Linked DNA regions of Homo sapiens: region 2 is linked to region 1. The links are chromatin loops, found by intact Hi-C in ENCODE. Cell type or tissue: sigmoid colon. All regions are shown on one strand. Each heading gives the region's core, and the rest is flanking DNA. Links, peaks and the distances in the headings are about the cores only. Region 1 has its middle 6.7 kb from the start of TRE-TTC1-2. Region 2 overlaps MTRF1 (mitochondrial translation release factor 1).

Region 1 (5,389 bases), core at 247-5,246:
TTCTGACCACTTTAGCTTGAGACTTCCTCTTCCTTGGTTACTTTCTGGTTACTTTATGACATTTTTTTCATTTTCTTAGTATCTGAAATTAACCTGTTTATTTGTTTCTGTTTATTTCTTGTCTTAGTCTGTCAATATAAGTTCCCTGAAGGCAAGGATATCATATGAGATCGTTCTTGTTCTGTATGTAGTAAAGATTCAAACAATAGTAAAGAAGTTGGAACCCTTATACAGTGCTGCTGGAAATGTATAATGGTGCAGTTGCTTTGGAAAACAGTTTGGCAGTTCCTCAAAATGTTAAACAGTTACCATATGATCCAGTATTTCCACTCCTAGGTGTGTACCCAGTAGAAATGAAAACATGCCCACACCAAACCTTGTATACAAATGTTTATAGCAGCATTATTCATAAGCAAAAAGTAGAAACAACCTGAATGTCCCTCAACTGATGAGTGAATAGGTAAAATGTAGTGTATCCACACAGTGGAATATTTGGGAATAAAAAGGGATGAGGTACTCAATCACAAGAACATTACACTAAGGAGTCAGGCATGAAAGACCACATTTTTATTCCATTTATATGAAATATCCAAAATAGGCAAATCTATAGAGAAAGAGGGAAAATTAGTGGTTGCCTTGGATTAGAGGGGATAGGGAGGTTTGGGGTGAGGTGACTGCCAATGTGGATAGTAAATTTAGGGTGATTGAAAGTCCTGAAATAGATTACAGTGATAGTTCTATAACTCTATAAATGCACTAAATAATGTTGAAGTGTACACTTTAAATAGATAAACTTCATGATATGTAAGTTTTATCTCGACTAAACTCTTAAAAGGGATTGAAGCAATAAAAAGCATATAGAATATTTTCTCTCTTGATTTTACATTTATCATTTGGATATTACCTGTTTTAAAATAATAGCAGCCTGGGCAACATGGTGAAACTTCATCTCTACCAAAGAAAAAAAAAAACAAAAATTAGCTGGTGTGGTGGTGCGTTCCTGTAGTCCCAGCTCCTCAGGAGGCTGAGGTGGTAGGATTGCTTGAACCTGGGGGGTTGAGGCTGCAGTGAGCTATGATCGCACCACTGAACTCCAGCCTGGGCAACAGGGTGAGACCCTCTCTCTAGAAAATAAAAATTAAAATAATAATGGAATAATTTAATGGGGAAACTTCAGCTCCTAGTTAGTTCCACAAATGTGGTAAGTGCTTATTAAATAACTGATGGAGGAGGTTAGGTAAGTATACAGATAATTATGATACAATACATAGTTTGATAAATGCTCAGAGGGGACTAAGCCAGGGGTCATAAGTGTTTGATAGTGTTCAAAATCCATATCTGAGTTTGTGTGAGGGGAATGAGGAAAGGCCTCCTGTAGGAGGCAGCATTCGAGATAAGCTTTGAAGGCTGGTTAGGCTTTTGCTGGTAGAGACAGGGATGGGGACAAGGCATTGAGAGGAAGCAAGCAGGAGCAGAGGCATGTCAACAGTTACTAGCACATTTTAATGGAGCTGAGGGTGCAGGTAGGATAGGAATGGGAAATAAGGCTGCGAAAATAGATTAGGGTCTGTAGTGGACAATGTGTTTTTACTATCCTCCTGATGCCTAGTGTGCCTCCAATGGCTCATACTTAGGAAGAACGATACCTCTTACCTGCAGAGAGCTGGAAGTGTCTGGGGACATATCCTCCTCCCGCTCACAGACCACTGTCAGGAGTGTAACTTTGGAGCAGGGGCTTTGACTTGTTTCCCTCTGTATCATCAGACTTGAAGCAGGGCTTGGCACCTGGTAAACATTCAGAAAACATTTGAATGAATGAATGAAAATCAAGAAGTGGCAAGCAAGGTCTATTTAAAGCAAAGCAAAGTTTATTTTACGAAGCCCCTTGACAAGGAGATTTTGGAAGCCTCTTGGATTTGGAGCTAAGGAGTTTAGTTAGGAAAAGAGATTTCTGGTAATACGAGGAATGTTTTAATGAAATGAATTTGGTAGTAACGTGCAGGTTGAACTGGTGGATGGAAGGATTATGTCTGTGCTCCCCATCTCCACTGTCCCTTTCCTGTTCCCACTCCATTAGGCCTTGACAAAGGTCAAGGACTTCCCGCAGTCCAATAATAATCTCCTAACATCTCTCCTTGCTTCTACTCTCTCCCTAAATAGGGTGGTGGCAGCAGAATAGAAAGGATCAGATACAACAGATAACACTGAAGGAAAAAATCTACGACTTCAGAAAGTAAATATTTCTAAAAGAAATAGAGAAGTTATGAAGCACAGATTTTATTGCAGCGGACTGGCAGTTTTTACTCTTAGGGTTGGCCAGCTAGTAAATTTATTGCATACCTGCGTGTGTCTGTGGCTTTCGAACTCTGAAATTGTGCATTGACTCCATGAACAAGTTAATACTGTGAGACTGCCACCCTGTGGACAAAATATCAGGACTAAAACCATCAAGAATTAAAGTTTCATTCATTTGCGATTTACTGTTTTAGAACTGGCTTTGGTTCTTCCACGTTGGTGCATGCAGTGATGCTCATTAAATAGAAAGCTTGAAATTAATTTTTTCTCTGAATTTTTTCTGAGGCTTTTAAATAAAGGGAATCTAAAATGGAACCAGTAGTTTTAAAAAGCTGCAATGATTCAAGAGTGGTTTTTAGATGGTACTTCTTTGCTCTAGAAATTTCATATGGAAGGGTTGGTTTTTTAAAATATTGTGGCATGTAGGCCTGTTGTGAAATGGTCATTTATCCCTTTTGTTGTACTGATTTTTTTCATCCCATTTTATAAGACATATGGTATTATCCTTGAGAGTTATATTTTTTGAGAAATATATCAAACATCCCCCCACACCCTTTTTTGGCTAAGTGAAAGTGGCCTTCTTGCCTCGTTTTTTTGTGGATTTGGTTGTAGTTGTTAAAAGTTCTCTACGTTTTGGATGGATTGCCTTAATTGTATTTATACAAATGAGTTTGGTTTATATTACGCTACTTATTTAGAAGGACACTCTGCTCACAAATTATACTAGTTTGGTAGTTTCATAAACTAGCTTGAATCAAAATAAAATGGTGATTGTGAAATACTTATTTGCTCACTGCAACTCAGGAAATGTTTCAGTTTTGGACTCACGACCAAATAAAACTTTCCTAAGAGATGAGCTGTTTACAGCCAATAATGTTATAAATATCTTACACACTTGAATTCCCAGAGGTGTCAGAAGGGGTGGGGTAGCCATTTAGGGCTTGAAATTTGTGTCACCAGTAAAGCAGAAGTGGGTTGAAGCAGCCATCTGGGGTCAGCAATTGTGCCTTATTTAAGAAGGTGATATCCACACTGAGGAGAATGGATGAATCATTGATTGACCCCCTTGCCACTGATACTTCACCATAGAGACCTGGTACTTTACCATAAGGACCTTACGTTTTGGTAATGTACTAATGGTCAAATATAATGTTAATGATCTTAATTTTTTTTTTTTTTGAGACGGAGTCTCAGTCTGTCACCCAGGCTGGAGTGCAGTAGCATGATCTCGGCTCACTACAAGCTCTGCCTCCCGGGTTCAAGCAATTCTCATGCCTCAGCCTCATGAGTAGCTGGGATTCCAGGCGTGCACCACCATACCCGGCTAATTTTTGTATTTTTAGTAGAGATGGAATTTCACTGTATTGGCCAGGCTGGTCTGGAACTCTTGACCTCAAGTGATCCTCCTGCCTCAGCCTCCCAAAGTGCTGAGATTACAGGCGTGAGCCACAGTGCCTGGTGATTTTAATTATTTAAATATTTCTCTGAGTCAGTTCTGAAAAATGTAGTGTGACAAATGCAATAAACTTTAAGTGTTCGGTTTTATTTAACTTTTTCAAAGTAAATATATGGAGTTGTGGGTAACTTTTCAAAATTATTTTTTGCTAACACATATGTCTCACATTCTACAAACAGTGCTGTGTAATTGTAAGTGAAGTAGACTATGATGAAAGTGCACGTTTATGTAGGTTTACAAGGTAAATTGCCATATAATGTAGATCATTTAGATTAGGTTAGTATTATTTAGATACAGTTTAAGAAAAGTAGCTTACTTTCTTAAATTTATTTTTAAGTATTTACTCATTTATTTATTTATTGAGACAGGGAGTCTCTCTGTCTCCCAGGCTGGAGTGCTGTGTCATGATCATGGCTCACTGCAACCTCTAAATGCTGGGTTCAGGTGATCTTCCCGCCTTGGCTTTCTAAAGTGCTGGGATTACAGGCGTGAGCGACTGTGCCTGGCCAAGGAAGGTAACTTTCAAAATACTTGGTGATCTATTTACTCTTCACCTAGGTATTGAATGAAGAGTCAATAAACTTAAAGATATATTTGTTTTCTAGTCTTCTTTAATGGTTTTGCTATGATATCCTTTTTAAAATTGTAAATGACAATGAACTTACATAAATTTTTAGTTTAACATTTCACCAGCACTTAAGAGACTTTATCACACAATATCTTTCTACATTTTTATGCTATAATGGTTACTATTTCAGGATTAATGGAAGTGTTCACTCCTGAGTTCATTTCACAAATTTAAATACTAAAACATTTTGTTCTTTGAAAAGTAATTCTGGCCAGGCGCAGTGTCTCACGCCTATAATCCCAGCACTTGGGGAGGCTGAGGTGGGCAGATCACTTGAGGTCAGGAGTTCAAGACCAGCCTGGCCAATGTGATGAAACCTCGTCTCTACTAAAAATACAAAAATTAGCTGGGCATGGTGGTGCACACCTGTAATCTCAGCTACTTGAAGGGTGTGTCAGGAGAATCACTTGAACCTGGGAAGTGGAGGTTGCAGTGAGTCGATATCATGCCATTGCACTCTAGCCTGGGCGACAGACTGAGTGAGACTCTGTCTCAAAAAAAAAAAAAAAAAAAAGAGAAAAAGAAAGAAAGAAAAGTGATTCTAATATAGACGACTTGAACTTTGAAAAAGCAATAACTATTCTATAAATTTTGTGTGTATGCAAACTTTAAAACATCTTTTATTTTTGAATGCACACTAATCACTATTGAATACACACCTTTGACTTAAAACATTTTTGTGCTTTATTTTAAATTTGTGGGAAGGTGCCTAGCCTAGTGACTTTTTGATCCAGAGAGTCATTCTAGATTGTCGTAAATCTTTATTTGCAGTTTAATCTTATTACTTAAAGTTTTTTGAATTTAGAGTCCAGAGACCAAGATACATTTCTGATTTAGAATGTGTTGATATATTGCTCTATATGAAACTTTTTTATCCGTTTTCAGGTGTGTGTGTGTGTGTTTTTCATTTTCAGTTTTAATCAAACATTTAATTCAACTTTTCAAGGTTGTAATGGGATTCATTTTACCTCAGCTGTTCAAACGTCTGTGTTTATCATCGATACCCTCTA
Region 2 (5,389 bases), core at 99-5,098, 170 kb before region 1:
GAAGGCATTATGCCACATTCCCAATCCTGGTTCCACTGATCACCTAACAAGCTTTCGTAGATGCCCAGGCCCCACCCCAGAGATTCTGATGTAACTGATCTGGAGTGAGGTCCTGGCCATTAATATGGTGCTTTGGGACAGTGGTTTCCAAACTTGGCTGATTGTCAGAAGAGATGATCTGGGATGTTCTCAAAATACATAATTCTGATCCATTATATCTGAGGTTGGGCTTAGGAATCCATAATTTAAAAAAATTCTTCTAATGGTCAGGAGTTTAGTTTCATATCACTTGCCTTAGGGTTTAAGACAATAAGTTATAGAAATATCTTATTTTAAAAAGTGACAGCAATTGACACAGGGTGCTGTGTATATCGGGTGTTGGGGAGGTGGAGGAGATGAGCAGACTAAGAAGAATGCAAATAACTGTAGCATGAGACAAACTGTGGTGTGCCATGAAGAACATTCCAAGTACAGTGGATTTCAGGGAAGAAGAGAATGTATTTCAATTGCTGGGGCCAGAAAGGCAGAAATGGTAGGAGAGTATTAGAGAAGGGCATCCCTTGAGATGATGTTTTATAGCAGAGATAACCGACACACACATAATAATGACATAGTATTATTAGTGGCATTATGGAGATTAACGTAATTTTCAGAAATAACACTGGGAAGATTGGCCACGTTACAAAGTACCTTGAATGCTGAGTTGAGTTGTGTCTGCTCAGTAGACAAGAAGGAACCAAAGAAAATTTATCAGAAAACTGTACTGTAGGAAGAGTAAGCAGGGCAGCACAATGTGAGCAAAAAAATTGGAGATTAATCAGGAGATTTTTGCAGAATTGTAGGTGAAAGTAATGAGTCCATGAGTGAGAGGAGAAATGGAAAGGGCAGGATATAATAAGAGACCCATGAAACCAATTGGAAATGGGCAGTTGGAGAATGGGATGAACTGAAGATGGTCTCTCCCGCCGTGTGCATCTTTGTCAAAGCCTGGCATAGTAAACTCAGACCCACAAAATGTTTGATAAATTGCAGAATGTCAGAATTTTCTACTTGGATAAAAGAGAATACATGGTACTGTCATTTATAGAAACCAGGAGGGGGAACTGATTGGAGTGGAAAGATGATTAATTTGATTTTAAGGATTTGGAGTTTGAAATATCAAAGAAACATTCCTTCTTATTCTATAACCGAGCTCTACAAACCTGTAGTATTAAACATTAAGTTCTGCCCATTCTTTTTCTTTGTCATTTTGTATATATGTCTTTTAGAAAGTATCTAAATTGTTGAAATGGTCATTTGCCAAGTGCTTTTTCCATTGTAATGAAGACATTTATAAAGGTAAAATATAAATTGCTTTTTGTTATGGCACAGGTGGGAACAAGAGCCCAGTCAGAGCGAATTCGGACATATAATTTCACCCAGGATAGAGTCAGTGACCACAGGATAGCATATGAAGTTCGTGATATTAAGGTAATACTACTGAGTATGCTTTGCCTACCTTTGATTTCAGAAGAAAATATAGTCAAATTCTAGAACATATATGTAGATATTACCAAGTATATCTAAAATATTACCAAGTAATTTAAATCATTAAGCCACCCTAAAATTTACAAACACTTTTATTAGTTTGCTGGTTAAAAAAATAATGATCTTTATGCCATTTTGAAACAATGGTCTTTTCTAAATTCCAAATTCTTCGTTATGCAATCACAATGCATGAACGTATATTCAGTCTGCATATATACATGGGTATTGGTTTTCTATTGACAGGTAACAAATTACCACGAATATAGCAACTTAAAGCAGTACCCATGATTAAAGTATTATCTCATGATTTCTGTAGGTCAGAAATCTAGGGACAACTGAGCTTAGTTATCTTCTCAGGATCTCACAAGGCTGAAATCAAGGCATGGCCAGGCTCCATACTCTTCTGGAGCTTGGGGTCCTCTTCCAAGTTTATGTGGTTGCCAGCAGAATGCCATTGCCTTCGATTGTAGGACTGAAGCCCCCATTCCCTTGCTGACAGTCAGCTGGAGGCTGCTTTTCAGCGCGTAAATACTGTTGGAAGTTGTTTCCCAGTGGCTACCTCCAGAGACTCTCTCCCACTTTGAATCTCTTCTTGCAGGAATGACTCGGGCCTTTTTAAGGGCTCACCTGTTTAGGTCAAGCTCACCTGGATAATGTTCCTTTTGATTAACTCAAAGTCAGCTGCTTAGTCACCTAGGCACTAGAATGATACTCCATCATTTTCACAGGTCCTGTCTGCACTGAGAGGGAGTTATTCACAGTGTGTACACCAGGGGGCATCTTAGAATTCTCCCTACCACAATGTGTCTTCATTAGATTGAGGTGTTACAGTTAGGCTGTTGGGGAAAAGACTCGGTCAAGATTGTTTGAACATTAACCTATCTAAATCGCATCCAGCAAAGACCACTGACATAAATATATAAATATATTAATGATGAAGCACAGAAAAATGTCTTTTTTGTTGCCACTGAAGGAGAAAGTGAACTGGTCCCATAAAGGACTATGTGGAAAAGGCAGCAGACAGAAATCTTTGATGTTTTTCCTTGGTGCCATGTGATACCTAAGGCTTCTTTCACTTGACTCTGTCCCATCCTATTCTCAAAATTAAAGTCCTAGTTTTACAAGGGAAATATACCTTGTAAAAAAGTCCTAGTTATACAAGGTTAATATGTTTGTCAATTTCTGTATGTCTTATGCCACATCCTCTGTCTCCTCAGCAGGATAAGGCTATCTTGCTTAGGAACATAGCCATGTTGAAAAGGAGGAAAATATTTGCTAATTTCCCTTTCCTCCGGAAACACACAGTATTAACGAAACGTGTTTGGCCATATTGTTCTAATTACACTATGTTCTTTCAGTTGTTTTTCTAGTAGTGACAATTTTTTCGGAGACAGCCACATTCTTATGACCAGTAATATCTTTTAGATGGGACCATAGGTGCATAGTATAGTATTCGGTTGTGAAACAAAGGGAAGGTAACTAACTGGCTTCTGTAGTTATAAAATATCTGACTTTGGCCTAAATAATAATATATCACTAACCAAACTAGCATGCCAGACTCAGAAGTAATAAGGAAAATAACACTGGTAAGCTCTAATAATCACTAACTAGTCTACTGGAAGAAGACATTCCATAGTAGTGAAAGGAACAAAGTTTGAAAACAGCATGAAAAAAGGTAGCTGTAGTAAAACATTAAAATCTGTGTGAAGGACAGTAAAGAGACTAGTAAGAGTGAATAATTGGCTGGGCACGGTGGCTCACGCCTGTAATCCCCGCACTTTGGGAGGCCGAGGTGGGCAGATCACGAGGTCAGGAATCGAGACCATCCTGGCTAACACGGTGAAACCCCATCTCTACTAAAAATACAAAAAAAAATTAGCCGGGCATGGTGGTGGGCACCTGTAGTCCCAGCTACTGGGGAGGTTGAGGCAGGAGAATGGCATGAACCCGGGAGGTGGAACTTGTAGTGAGCCAAGATCGCACCACCGCACTCCAGCCTGGGCGACAGAGCAAGACTCTGTCTCAGAAAAAAAAAAAAAAAAGAGTGAATAACTTAGGAACCAAATCATAGATGAAGCTGGAAAAGTGATAAGGATCTTAACCCCAGGGCAACAGCTGTTGGACAAATGGAAGGGGTAGATAGGAAAGAATGTGAGCGTTTTTGGAACTTTTTGCCTAGCTTTCCTCCCTTATTCTAGAACTTGCCCTTCGTACCACATCCACAGTTTCTGACAGAGCTGCTGCATTCTTACATGATCGTGATCCTGACCCAGGACAAAAGTGGATTTGTTTGGAGTGGACACCCAAATAAGTCCTAGCCAGTGAGTTTCTTCCCAGGATTTTAAGATCAGAGATGGAGAGGATTATTCTCTCTCTTGGTGGCTGAAACTGCAATATATAAAGCATGTAAGAGGTTAGAGGCCACATTTTCAGCCACCAAGAGAAAGCATCTTCAGTGAGAAGAGAATGAAATTGATACACAGAGAAAAGCAAAAATGAGAAATAGACAGAAAGAACCCTGATGATATGAGTCCCTACATTTATTTATTCCCAAGGCTCAGTCTCATTCCACGGGTGGTAGTCGTGACCCTGCACATTCCACATTCCTATCCTTGGATTCTGTGAGATCACCTGGTATTCTCATTATGACTTCTTCTGTTAGGTAACTTTCTTACTTTTATTTATCGAGCTAATAAGCACAGACTACCATATAATGTATTGTTTCACATTTTTATTGTTTCTCAATGTCCTTGTGCAGATTTCTTGACATCAGCCTTATCTCCTGCTCTATATTCCAGTTACACTGGAAATTTCCCCTGGCCTTAGAGATTTAAATGTACTTTGTTTTCCTGTTTTTTTTTTTTTTTTTTTTTTCCGAGACAGATTCTCACTCTGTTGCCCAGACTGGAGTGCAGTGGTGGAATCTCTGCAGCCTCTGCTTCCTGGGTTCAAGTGATTCTCCTGCCTCAGCCTCCTGAGTAGCTGGGATTACAGGTGTGTACCACCATGCCTGGCTAATTTTTCTGTGTTTTTAATAGAGAAGGAGTTTCACCATGTTGGCCAGGCTAGTCTCGAACTCCTGGCCTCAAGTGATCCACCCACCTTGGCCTCCCAAAGTGCTGGGTTTATAGCCTGAGCCACCGCGCCCCCAGCAGTTTTCCTGTCCTAATACTCATTCTTTTTTTTTTTTTTTTTTTTTTGAGACAGAGGTTTGCTCTTGTTGCCCAGGCTGGAGTGCAATGGTGTGATCTCAGCTCGCTACAACCTCCACCTGCTGGGTTCAAGCGATTCTCCTGCCTCAGCCTCTGGAATAGCTGGGATTACAGGCATGCACCACCATGCCCAGCTAATTTTGTATTTTTAGTAGAAACGGGGTTTCCCCATGTTGGTCAGGCTGTTCTTGAATTCCCGACCTCAAGTGATCTGCCTGTCTTGGCCTCCCAAAGTGCTGAGATTAGAGGCGTGAGCCACCACACCCAGCCTCTAATACTCCTTCTTTTGATGGAAATGCCCAGCTCATTTCTATTCGGGAAAATACTATTCTCTTTGTAAAACCAAATTCAAAACTTTCTGGCTTCCTGAATCTTTCCCTGATGCCACCTTTCTTCAAAATTCATGGTTCCTTACAATCCTTCCTTTCTTCTCCTTCATTTTTTAATTTATTATATTGTTTTGTGATGCTTATGTATTTGTCTAGCTGTTCTACTTAGACTGTTAGCCTCTGAAAGTTAGGAACTATGACTCATTCATCTTTGACCTTTGTATCTCCTGCACTCTGGTTAATCCAGTTGAATCTAATGTGTTTGACTCCCAGTAGAGGGATAATCCTTTTACATCAATTCCAAAGATGATTACCTTGGCA

What was found. Peaks named below come from ENCODE experiments on the same cell type or tissue, not always from the same donor. Only the 100,000 strongest peaks of a DNase experiment are listed, where the experiment ranks them.
Region 2: it touches region 1 in a loop (3-fold over the local background); 14 of 110 quality-filtered maps call a loop at or near these places.

Annotation. Positions count from the first base shown.
Region 1 is chr13:41,051,439-41,056,827 of GRCh38, reverse strand. It overlaps a transcript of ELF1 not described here. Among named protein-coding and RNA genes, the nearest start is that of TRE-TTC1-2, 6.7 kb to the left of the region's middle. RefSeq lists an enhancer at 3,140-3,189. In sigmoid colon, for the core only: CTCF peaks have their summits at 2,219 and 2,418 (motif pointing left); no DNase peak of the experiment used is centred there; H3K27ac peaks cover 1,398 bases.
Region 2 is chr13:41,219,337-41,224,725 of GRCh38, reverse strand. MTRF1 (mitochondrial translation release factor 1) reads left to right here. Exons shown (of 10, transcript NM_004294.4): 9 at 1,372-1,470. All of the region lies in intron 3 of KBTBD6-DT (KBTBD6 divergent transcript), which reads right to left. Among named protein-coding and RNA genes, the nearest start is that of KBTBD7, 27 kb to the right of the region's middle. RefSeq lists a silencer at 2,327-2,376. In sigmoid colon, for the core only: a CTCF peak has its summit at 2,293 (motif pointing right); no DNase peak of the experiment used is centred there.